Linked DNA regions of Homo sapiens: all the other regions are linked to region 3. Evidence: chromatin contacts called from ENCODE Hi-C or POLR2A ChIA-PET data. All regions are on one chromosome and are shown on one strand. Each heading gives the region's core, a stretch centred on a gene start or an enhancer-like site at or near the end of the contact. The rest is flanking DNA. Distances are from core to core; before and after follow the strand shown.

Region 1 (3,587 bases), core at 874-3,373, 140 kb after region 3:
TGAATGGGGAAAAACTGAAAGCCTTTCCTTGAAGGTCTGGAACACGACAAGGATGCCCACTGTCACCACTGTTATTCAACATTGTATTGGAAGTCCTAGCTAGAGCAATCAGACAAGAGAAAGAAGTAAAGGGCATCCAAACTGGAAAGGAAGAAGTCAAATGATTATTGTTGACTGATGATATTACCTTATATTCGGAAAACCTAAAGACTCCACCAAAAAACTATTAGAACTGATAAATTTAGTAAAATTGCAGGGTACAAAAATTGGTAGCATTTCTATATGATAACAGTGAACAATCTGAAAATGAAATAAAAAAGTAATCCCATTTACAATAGCCACAAATAAAATAAAATACCTTATAGAATGGCTGCTATCAGGAAAATATAAGATAACAAATGTTGGTGTGGATGTGGAGAAATGGAGCCCTTGTACGCTGTTGGTGGGAATGTAAATTGGCATGGCCATTATGGAAAAAAGTATGGAGATTCCTTAAAAAATTAAAAATAGAACTACCTACTAACTAGAACAATTAACAACTCCACTTATAAATATATATCCAAAGGAACTGAAATCAGGATCTCAAAGAGATAACTGCACTCTCATGTTCACTGCAGCATTATTCACATAGCTAAGATATGGAAACAATCTAAATGTCTGTCGACAGATGAATGGATAAAGAAATTGTGATAGACACACACACACACAGACACACACACACACGGGAATATTATTCAGCCTTAACAAAGAAGAATATCCTGCCATTTACAACAACACAGATAAACCTGGAGGACATCATGCTAAATGAAATAAGCCAGATGCAGAAAAACAAATACTGCTTGATCTCTTATAAGTGGAATCTAAAATAGACTCACAGAAGCAGAGAATAGAATAGTGGTTGCTAGGAGCTAGGGGTAGGAGGAAATGGGAAGACATTGGTCAAGGAGTACAAAGTTTTGTTAAGAGTTGAGGGTGTCCAGGTTCTTGGCATCTTGAAAAAATTGGACAAAACGTACAAACAGAGCAAGGAAGGAACGAAGGGATTTATTGAAAATGAAAGTACACTTCACAGTGTGGGAGAGGGCCCGAGCATGGGGGCTCAAAGGCGTCGTGACAGAATTTTTAGGAGTTTAAATACCCGCTAGAATATTCCATTGGTTGCTTCGGGTATGCCCTATGTAAATGGAGAGGATGAAGTGAAGTTACGAAGTCATTTACGGTGTACGCCCGATGGAGAGAATATTTCCAGTTATAGCTGAAGTGTGAATCGCCCTTATGTTCCTGGCCTTCGGACCCTATTTACCTGCCTCAGTTTCAGTAACGAAAGTGAATAAGTTCTGGAAATGCAATGTACAACAAACAATATGACTATCGTTAACAGTATTGTATTTTATACTTGAAATTTACTAAGCAGGTAGATCTGATGTGTTCGCACCACAAAAAAAAGAAAAGAAATGAAATGATAACTGTGTGAGATGTAGATATATTAATTAGCTTGACTGTGGTGATTACTTCATAAGGCAAGTGTATATCAAATCATCAAGTTGTATACCTTAAATATATACAATTTTAACTGTCAATTTTTTAAAAAAAGGTGAAAAATCACACTGTTTAGAGAATTTTCTATAACATGCACACTATTTACTGCAGGAATTTGGTGAAAATATACGAACACCCTCTTAGTCTTTCTTGGGAAACTCTTGCATTAAATCCCTTTTACGGACAGCCAGCAGCTAGATTTAGCAAACCTTTATCAGTTCTCTGTGGAAACAACTTATTGAAAATTTAGTTTTACCTTCTTTTTTTCACGACAGACATTAAGGCGTGAACCAGCCTTGGCTATAATTTTCCATAGCCTCTTACAGTGTGGCCAAGATTCCCTACGTTTCTCTCTTCTGAATTTACTTTAATTTCCATCACCTCAGTGCAACTTTTTCTGCTGTCTCTACTCGTCCCTCTGCACCCTCTTACTTCTCCCTTTCAAACCACTTAGTTTCTGGTTCAATTCCCTCTTGTTTTCACCATCTACTTTCTCCGTTAAACCTCTCTCCTGCCAGCTTCCTCTCCCTAGAATCCCAGCCTTACCTGCAACAGTTCCTTTTAACGGACCAAGGACGAGAAACCACTCCCCGGATGCGGTGGCGGCCAACAAACCCACGAGGCAGGGCTCCCTCCTCCGAAGAGCATTTTCCGACTCTAGTCTCCAACGCCCACTTTCCTAGCAGTCACCAACCAAGTCTTTCCAGAAGGCAGCTGCCTGAAACATGTGCAGCCGGAAGGCTGCAGCAGGACGCTCTCCTGCTGTTCGGGAGACGCTCCTGGTCCCTGCCAGCGGCGCACAAACCAGGCCCTACTGGCGCTCTGCCCCGCCCAAGTGGTGATTCCCCAGAATTTTCCCAGGCGAAGTGGGGCCTTCAACAAGTCTGAGGGCTGTCTTAATGGCCTGCACCTGCCGGCGCCATACCCACATCATTGGTTTAAGGCCTAAAAGGCTCTTCCTTTCCAGGCACCTCCTAGTGTTCACCTGCACGGAGCAGTACGCTCCCCACGAGGAAAAGCCCTTTGTCCAAGATGACTGCTACTATCACGGTTATATGGAGCCCCCAGCCCCGAGTCTCTGGGAGTTCTCAGCACCCCTTTGGAAAACTATGGAGGGATGCACAGATACAGATAACCAAGCAAACTTATGAAATCGAGCCCATAAGGCATTTTACCACATATGTTCGAACACCAGATAAGATAGGATTCAATTGTCGCCATGAAATTGGCTTAACAAAAGAGGAAATACAGTTGACGCTTGAATAACGTGGATTTGAACTGTACAGGCCCACTCATGTGCGATTTTTTCAATAAATACAGTCGGCCCTCTGCAAACGCAGATGCAGAAAATACAGTATTCACAGAATGTGAAACCCACATATATGGAAAACCAACTTTTCGTATACACAGGTTCTGCAGGGCCAACTACAGGACTTAAGTATGCATGGATTTAGGTATACATGGGAGTATACCTCAAAAAACAAAAAGAAAGTGCGAGGTGGTGCCCTGAGGATCCCTGTGTATCAGATAGGACACTTTGTGGTCTACAGTGTCTACTCCTATCATAAAATATGCAACAGTCACAATAAACGATGTTGATATATTTTTGGCCAGACAGCAAGGAATGCCTCTCTGAGCTGCCATAAAAATTAATATACAAGGAGATCATTTCAGTCCCTGTGGCATGGAAGGTTTAATATACAAAAGATGCCCTTCGTCAAATAATTTGTGTGAGAGTGCACTGTGAAAACATATAAACAATTTCCAAGGTAAAACAACATAATGCTATAATTAAAAAATCAGTTAATGGTCCCAGGTGTTGGGGAACTATTACTTTGGAAGGGATACAGTTGATATTGGGCAAGTAAAAGACGGCACTTTGTGTGGTCTAGAAAAGATATATATGAGAAGGAGCTATGTCAATTATTCTATATATGACTGCAAATTGGAGAAATGTCATAAGATTGCCACGGTTTATATGGGTGGACCCTACCTACTGTGAGTTTACCGGCTATGGAAGAAGCTCAAACAGTGGTTCAGCTCTATGG
Region 2 (3,820 bases), core at 413-2,912, 220 kb after region 3:
ATTTTTAGTACAGATGGGGTTTCACCATGTTAGCCAGGCTGGTCTTGAACTTCTAGTCTCAGGTAATCCACCCACCTCCGCCTCCCAAAGTGCTGAGATTACAGGCGTGAGCCACTGCACCCGGCCACTTACAATGGAATATTGTACAGAATATTAAAAATTAGGCTTTAAAAGAATATTTAATTACATATAATGTAAAGTAAAAAGCACAGGAAGCAAGCCTGGGGAACATTGCAAGACCCTGTCTCTACAAAAAAAATAATTAACCAGGGGTAGTGGTGTGCACCTATAGTTGCAACTTCTCAGGAGGCTAAAGTAAGAGGTGAGAGGATCCCTTGAGCCCAGGAGTTTGAGGCTGCAGTGAGCAATTATCATGCCACTGCACTGCAGCCTGGGTGACAGAGAAAGACCCTGACTCAAAAATAAAAAAGAAAAGAAAACAACAACAACAACAACAAACAGTAAATGAATTGTGTATATTGTTCCATACCACTTATGTTGGCTAAAAGAGCACTTTTTACAAATATAGATGCCTAGGAAACAACTGGTAGGAATTACATCAAAATATTAACAAAGAATACAACTGGGTGTAGACTGGGGGGTTCTTTATACTTTACTGTATTTTCCAAAGTCTCTACAGCAGTGTTTCTCACACTTTAATAGGTAAACAAATCACCCAGTATGCTCGTTAAAATGCAGCTTCTGGGTTAGTAGGTGTGGGATTTTCAGATTCTGCATTTCTGATAGGTTCTCCTGTGATGCTGATGATATTGGCCCAAGGTCTACATTTTGAGTAGGAAGGTTTTAAAGCAGCATATCTGAACCAATATACTGGTTAACTGAGACCCACCCTCAGAGTTTCTGATTTCTTAAGTCTGGAGTAGGATCCTAGGATTTGCATTTCTAACTGTTTCCCAGGTGATGCTGACACTGCAGGTCTGGGGCCAGCACTCTGACAACCGGTGCTCTAGAATCTTTCTTTTTCTTAACATTAAGGAAGGGAGGGCACTAAAAAATATGTCAGGCTTCTCCATTGACTCCAAAATCAAATCCAAACTCTTCATCCAAAAGCCCCCATAATCCAACCCCGTCATTTCCCACTACTTCTCATTAGGCTATAAAATCAAACCACTATGCCCTAAACACACCTGAGATTTCAAACATCAGGACTTCCGCTGGATTTCCTCACTCCGGCTATGCCACTTCCTTCTACTTCTTCATGCCAAATCCTACCCAGCCTTCAAGGTCCTCAAATGCTATTTCCTCCATAAAGCCTCCTGATCTACCACTACTCAAAAAGCTACCTCTCCCTCCCCCCCTCAGGGCTGCACAGCACTTTTCGTTCCTCCCCAATGACAGGCACCATCTGTACCTGGTCCAGCGACTCTACCGGTGGGTGGTGTATCTTCGCCTGTAGACTGGGAGTTTCTTGAGGTCAGGGGAGTGACTTGCCTATCTTTGCCTCTTAGCCTTAGCAGATCCCCAGTAGACAGCTGACACTCAGAACCGACCAAAAGAAGGAAGGAATGGGACCTCCTGAGGAAGGGCACAGAACTGTCCTGTAAATGGAAACTAGACCGGACGCACGCCAAGCCGATGACCCACAGTAACAGGTGTTCTCCATCTCTGATGTCTGTGATTCATCCTGCACAGCTGCGCGCACACAGCACACGCATACACAGGCTCCCAGAATACGGCGCCCCACACGCTGTACCGCCCGTCGCGTTCTGGACGCCCCGGCGACCACACACACCGAGACACACCTCAGCGACAACCTGGATCCACAAAAAGGAGGCCCTGCCCCCTTAAAAAATACTAACACCTTACTGCAAAGAACTAGCAGCTACGGCTTGCGCCTGCGCCCCTTGTTCCCTGCCGCACCTTTTCTTGTAGTTAAGAAATCTATTTCTGCACGCATTTCGTCGCCGCCGCCCCCCATCCCTACACGCACGCACACACACACACACACACGCACACACACACACTCCCCTTCCCCTACACCTACCCCCCTCCCCCCACCTCCTTTCAGACTAGGCGCGCCTCGCAGAGCGGGATTGAATGGGAAAGAGCGGGGCCGTCTTTGTCATTAATCCTCCCCTCCTTCGGGCAAGCCAAGCTTCTTCCGGGTCAGCGACCATCCCCGCCACCCCACTCGGGGCCACGGTCCCCCCGCAGCGCTAGTCCCGGGCCCGCGAGCACCGGCCCCCGCCACCCGCAGGTTGCGGAGGGAGGAGGGCGGGAGCGGGCGGCGCGGAGCCGGGAGGCGGGGGAGGGGCCGGCGTCCGAGGCGGCGGCGGCGGCGGCTGGAGCAGCCTCTGGCAGCAGCGGGGAGAATGGGAGTGCGGGGCGCCAGACCGCCGCGGGGTGTCACGGCCGCCACGAAGCCTGCGAGGCGCGGGGCCGGCGCCCGCGGCTTTTAAACCCGGGAAGGCGCGGCGGCGGCGGCGGCGGCGGGCAGATCGCGGCGCGCACCAGGCGCCGGGGCGGCGGCCGAATGGAGAGAAAGGGCTCGGCGGCCGGGGCCAAGGGGAACCCGAGCCCGCCCGCGGCCGGAGAGGGGCAGCGGCCACCGCCGCCGCTGTGCGTCCCGGGCGGCGGCGGAGGAGCCCCAGCGAGGGGCCAGGTCGGGGCGGCGGCCGAGCCGGCCGAGCTCATCCGACGAGCGCACGAGTTCAAAAGCCAAGGGGCGCAGTGCTACAAGGACAAGAAATTCCGTGAAGCCATAGGCAAATACCACCGGGCGTTGCTGGAGCTGAAGGGGCTGCTGCCGCCCCCCGGGGAACGGGAGCGGGACTCGCGCCCGGCCTCCCCGGCTGGGGCCCTGAAGCCCGGCCGCCTCTCGGAGGAGCAGAGCAAGACGGTGGAAGCCATCGAGATCGACTGTTACAACAGCCTGGCAGGTGAGCCGCGCCGCGCCCCCCGCGCCGCGGTCCCCGTTCTTCGGCCCGGTCCCTCCGCGGACCACTGCGGCGCTCCCGCGGTGCAGATTCTCCTGCTGTGACTGTGTTGCTCTGGGGAGAACCCGGGAGGGAGGCGCTTTGGAAAAAGTGTGACTTTCAGGATTATGCCTTTCAAAGGCCATAATCATCTCTTGTCCCTTCGCTAGCATACATCGTAAATCTCACCTAGAAATGACTGGAAGGGGACCCAGCTGGCCTGGCTATGGCTGCTGCTGCTACTGCTCACCAGTGGACCTGGGTCCAAAATGCGGAAGCAGCGCCCGGGGTGGGCCCCCGCAGCCACCGCTAGCCCAGCTTTTTCCTGCGGGTGGGTCCCAAGGGAGGCCACGCACCTGTCTGCTCTCCTTAGGTAGCATGAGCACCAGGATTGGTCCTCGCCTTTTCCCCAACTAACCGCATCCCTGTAGGTAAGATCTTCCCCAAGTTTTTTGGCCCCAGTAGCAAAGGGGAGTTTGACACCATGCCTTCAGCATCTTGAGCAAAATGGATTCCAGAATGCCACTTTCTTCTCTCTGAGCTCTGCTGGGGCTCCCGGTTGCCAGGTGAAGATCTCTATCTCAAAAGAAGCTTGGTTCATGGTTGGGCTTGAACTATGCTGCATTCTCCCTCTCCTCCCTGCCCGTTTCTCACTATGTGTAGCATCAGTCCTCACGCCAGCTGGCTGCTAGGGGTGAAGGAAAAGGGGGCCCTACTCTTGGGCAAAGAAGGTGTACATTCCAACATTCCCTTTGGGGATAAGAGCCAAAATCAGGGATTTAAAAATTGTTTAATTTAGGCGCAGGAATATTTAAAGTCTCTTAAAAAAAGAAGAGTCTGGCTCTTGCTAGGGCCTTCCTGGGAGAAGGTGGGAGAGGTTGGCA
Region 3 (3,594 bases), core at 648-3,147:
TAATGGTATTAGTGATGAGTTATATTCCGATAAGTAAAACCAACTTCCAATTTTTAATAATAGAAAGGAAGGCAGGGCACAGTGGCTCACACCCGTAATCCCAGCACTTTGGGAGGCAGAGGTGGGTGGATCATTTAAACTCAGGAGTTTAAATGAGACCAGCCTGGGCAACGTAGTGAAACATCGTCTCTACCAAAAATACAAAAAAATTAGCCGGGCGTGGCAGTGCACACCCATGGTATCGGTTACTCAGGAGGCTGAGGTGGGAGGATTGCTTGAGCCTAAGAGGGAGAGGCTGCAGTGGGCTGAGATCGTGCCACTGCACTCTAGCCTGGGCAACAGAGTGAGACCCTGTCTCAAAAAAAAAAAAAAGAAAAGAAAAAGAAAGAAAGAAAAGAAAAGAAGACACAAAGTATGGATAATTCTGAAAGTTATATTTTATAAAGAATAATCTATCCATGATTAAGCTACTGCAGAACTGCAGATGAGAAAAGGTGATGGACTGTCCTAGGTAGTGGCAAGGGAAACAGGAGTGAAAGAATTTCAGGAACATTTCAGAGATGGAGCTCAGAGTACTTGATGATTTATTAGAGACTCTTGGAATACAGTATTAGTAGGATTTACTGTGTCAGTTTAGCTATTTATCCATTAACAGTAACAATAGTAGGAAACACATACTGTTTACCATAGGTCAAGCAATGTTGTAAACATTTTACATGGATTAACTCATTTCATTCTCACAACACTATGAAGTATATTTATAACCATCCCCATTTTAGAGATGATAAACTAAGGCTTACATCAGTTAAGTTAGCCAATAAGTATCAAGAATCAGTAAGAGGTTAGATACAAGATTTAGACCCAGATACTGTAATTCCAAAGCTAAAGAGCTCTTAATTGATCAACTAAATAGTTGTAAAGGAAAGTAAACAAAGTCGAAAGCAGGCAGAATGTAGTAATGTCAAGAGCCCGGTTTAATGAAGAGCCACAGTGGGGGAAGAGGATAGCAGTTTGGCTGCTCAAAATCACATGAGGTGTTCATAAAAAATAAATAAATAAATAAAATAAATCTGTATTAAATCCAAATCCCTGCAGATGGGAGATAAGATTTAACTTTTTATTTTCTTTTTTTTTTTTTTTTTTAAAGCCCTGGGTAATTTTGTGGCGGAACCAAGTTTGGGAACCTGTGTAATAAAAGATTTCTAAGGGCTCTTCCTGCTTTAACATTCTAGTTGACATTGTAAATGAAGTTCCCAGAAATCAAAGGAGCGAGGGAGGGATCCTAGCTGCAGGAAAACGGCTATGCATTCAGAGTCCACACCGTTTATGCTCCCATTTTACTAAACGGTCCCTCATAGGGGGAGGGATAGAACAGGCAACGGAAAGAAGGATGTGGTATCCACGATAAGCAGGCTAAAAAAGCAGGCTTTTAAAAAGGCTTTTCTAGCACGATTTGCACAAAGAACCCCTTCTTGACTATATATATTTGTGTTCATCCAACTGGATTTTGAGGTGGATTCCTCAGACCCGTATCTGGCTAATGATGGATTTCAATATATTTTCTCTAAGCACCCCGAAGCGTTGCACGAAACCTCTAGGTTGTGGCCTGCCCGCCCCGAGGCCAGGTGAATCCGGCTCAGCAGCAGAGGTGTCTGCAATTACACCCTCTAATCCCCTACTGTCAGATATGACCCTTTCCGCACATACCTGAGGGCCCTCTGGTAAGATTGATCTCTTCCTCAGTGACCAAATAATCCACTCTTCCGTTCATGTTTTACAGCTCGTCTGGCTTCCTACTTGGGTCAGCTGGAGTGCAGCACAGGTGAAGGTGAATCAATCTCGGCGCTGCGCCCACAGCACAGCGGTTTCGGTTTCAGCAGCCTCGAGACCCGGAAAAGGAAGCCCGAAGGACTCGGAGCACTGGGAATGCTGGGAATCGTGGTTCCTACCGCCAATGGATTGCAGTTTCTCACCGGTTCCCAAAGCCAAGCATGAGGTGAGCAAGGGGCAAGTTACCATTCTAATTTGCCATTGGAAGCAAGTGGGAAGGGGGTGGCTAGTAAAAGTAAGGGACCTAAATAAATTGATATTGTCGAGAAAAAAAATTTTAAAAAAATCTCCTGCCATCCTAGAAAATCTCCACAAATGTAGAAAAGAAAAAAAAGGTGTATTATTCTGTAAGCATCGAACCAGACCGGAATGGGTGTTACAGGCAATCCACTAATGAGATTGCAAAGAGAGACAAAAATCTCACATTTTATGTAGCCAAAGCACACGCATCTTCTCATGTAAGACGAGTTAACATGGTTTGGTATTCAATTTTTGGTAGTTCACCGTTGGAGTGGCCGCCTGTGTTGGTTAATTGCCTTTATCCAAAGGAAAAATAAAACGTTATCTCTGTGACAAACAGGTACTTACGGCTTGGAGCAAGGCGCTTCGGGTAACTCCCGCGAGCCTGGAACATAGGGGCACTGTCTACCTTGATACTTAAATTTCAAGGAGTTGGCTCCCGGGACCTGACGAAAACAATTCCTGGGTTTTATCTGACAAGAGGCTTATTTAGCTTTTAAAAAGATACACACACACACACACACTACACACGGATTATAATTACAATTTGCTCAAGAAAATGTTTTAAGAAAGGGGGGTGGGGGAATGTCTCATTCTTTTGGCAACTGGGAAAATTCAATCTTTTTAATGTTTTAACTCTTACAATAAGGTTAACGCATGGCTTAGGTATAACTTTAGGCCAGTCTTCCTGACTTTTGGAATGAGACATTCCAAACTGAACTTGAATGAAACTTCAGGGGTCAAAAACACAAAAGCCTAAAGAGCCAGGAAGGTGACAACCTTGTGAAGCAACCTGGAGTTAGACCACAGGGATTGGTGGGGATCTTAGAGGACTAGAAAGTGCAAGGCCAATGTAAAGACATTTAAATTTAGAGTAAAAAACCAAAGCAGCAGCTACTATGTTTACCAAACAGAAGGAGATAGGGGCAGATTCGGCAGGAAGACCTCTTATTTGCTCACTCTGAGAGAAGTTAAGATGGAATAGTGGAGGCTGAGCACAGTGGCTCACGCCTGTAATCCCAGCACTTTGGGAGGCCGAGGCGGGTGGATCACCTGAGGTCAGAAGTTCAAGACCAGCCTGGTCAACATGGTGAAACCCTGTCTCCACTAAATATACAAAAAATTAGCTCGGTGTGGTTGCAGGTACCTATAATCCCAGCTACTCGGGGGGCTGAGGCAGAAGAATCGCTTGAACCCGGGAGGCGGAGGTTGCAGTGAGCCGAGATTGCACCATTGCACTCCAGCCTGGGCAACAAGAGCGAAACTTTGTCTCAAAAAAAAAAGATGGGATAGTGGAAATAACACAGATTATGACTTACAACTTGGGCTCAAGTTTCCATTCCATTCCCTTAAACTTGTCTGTCTTTGAGCAAGGAATCCAACATCTCTGAACTCTGTTTCCCCATCTTAAAATGGGATTGATAGTAGCTCTTCATATGTTGGTTGGATGAGTGAATAAAATGATCATTATAAAAGGCAGAGAATGATAAATTAAAAAAATGTGTAATATAAATAAATGACATT

What was found. Hi-C counts contacts between places; a loop is a spot of excess contacts on that map. ChIA-PET counts read pairs that join two places held with the same protein, here RNA polymerase II (POLR2A). Pooled maps may share reads with other maps.
Region 1: a pooled map shows a loop between it and region 3 (2.1-fold over the local background). The contact joins the enhancer-like site here to the promoter of SYNJ2BP in region 3. A Hi-C loop is called at or near these places in 2 of 168 maps with a recorded cell type or tissue (PC-3 and mammary epithelial cell), 1 of 37 single-sample maps with no recorded cell type and 7 of 50 pooled maps. POLR2A ChIA-PET finds 5 or more read pairs at or near these places in 1 of 52 experiments (activated CD4-positive, alpha-beta T cell).
Region 2: a loop to region 3 is called in a pooled map, with 2.7 times the contacts of the local background. The contact joins the promoter of TTC9-DT here to the promoter of SYNJ2BP in region 3. A Hi-C loop is called at or near these places in 2 of 50 pooled maps. POLR2A ChIA-PET finds 5 or more read pairs at or near these places in 2 of 52 experiments (H1 and activated naive CD8-positive, alpha-beta T cell).

The regions. Positions count from the first base shown.
Region 1 is chr14:70,553,833-70,557,419 of GRCh38, forward strand. It overlaps a transcript of ADAM20 not described here and the pseudogene LOC100420563. Among named protein-coding and RNA genes, the nearest start is that of ADAM20, 21 kb to the left of the region's middle. Within about 2 kb of position 2,124, at least 2 of the 41 ENCODE cell types and tissues checked have a DNase peak (open chromatin) inside an H3K27ac peak, as active enhancers do.
Region 2 is chr14:70,639,636-70,643,455 of GRCh38, forward strand. TTC9-DT (TTC9 divergent transcript) reads right to left here and starts at 1,663. Exons shown (of 3, transcript NR_110071.1): 1 at 1,373-1,663. It overlaps TTC9 (tetratricopeptide repeat domain 9), which reads left to right and starts at 2,281. Exons shown (of 3, transcript NM_015351.2): 1 at 2,281-2,900. The coding sequence starts at 2,495. RefSeq lists enhancers at 1,176-1,355, 1,456-1,715 and silencers at 2,186-2,335, 2,556-2,745, 2,766-2,835.
Region 3 is chr14:70,415,193-70,418,786 of GRCh38, forward strand. SYNJ2BP (synaptojanin 2 binding protein) reads right to left here and starts at 1,898. Exons shown (of 4, transcript NM_018373.3): 1 at 1,708-1,898. The coding sequence starts at 1,771. SYNJ2BP-COX16 (SYNJ2BP-COX16 readthrough) reads right to left here and starts at 1,898. Exons shown (of 5, transcript NM_001202549.2): 1 at 1,708-1,898. The coding sequence starts at 1,771. It overlaps LOC124903339 (a long non-coding RNA gene), which reads left to right and starts at 1,893. Exons shown (of 2, transcript XR_007064237.1): 1 at 1,893-1,996. RefSeq lists enhancers at 1,674-1,753, 1,685-2,884, 1,864-1,973.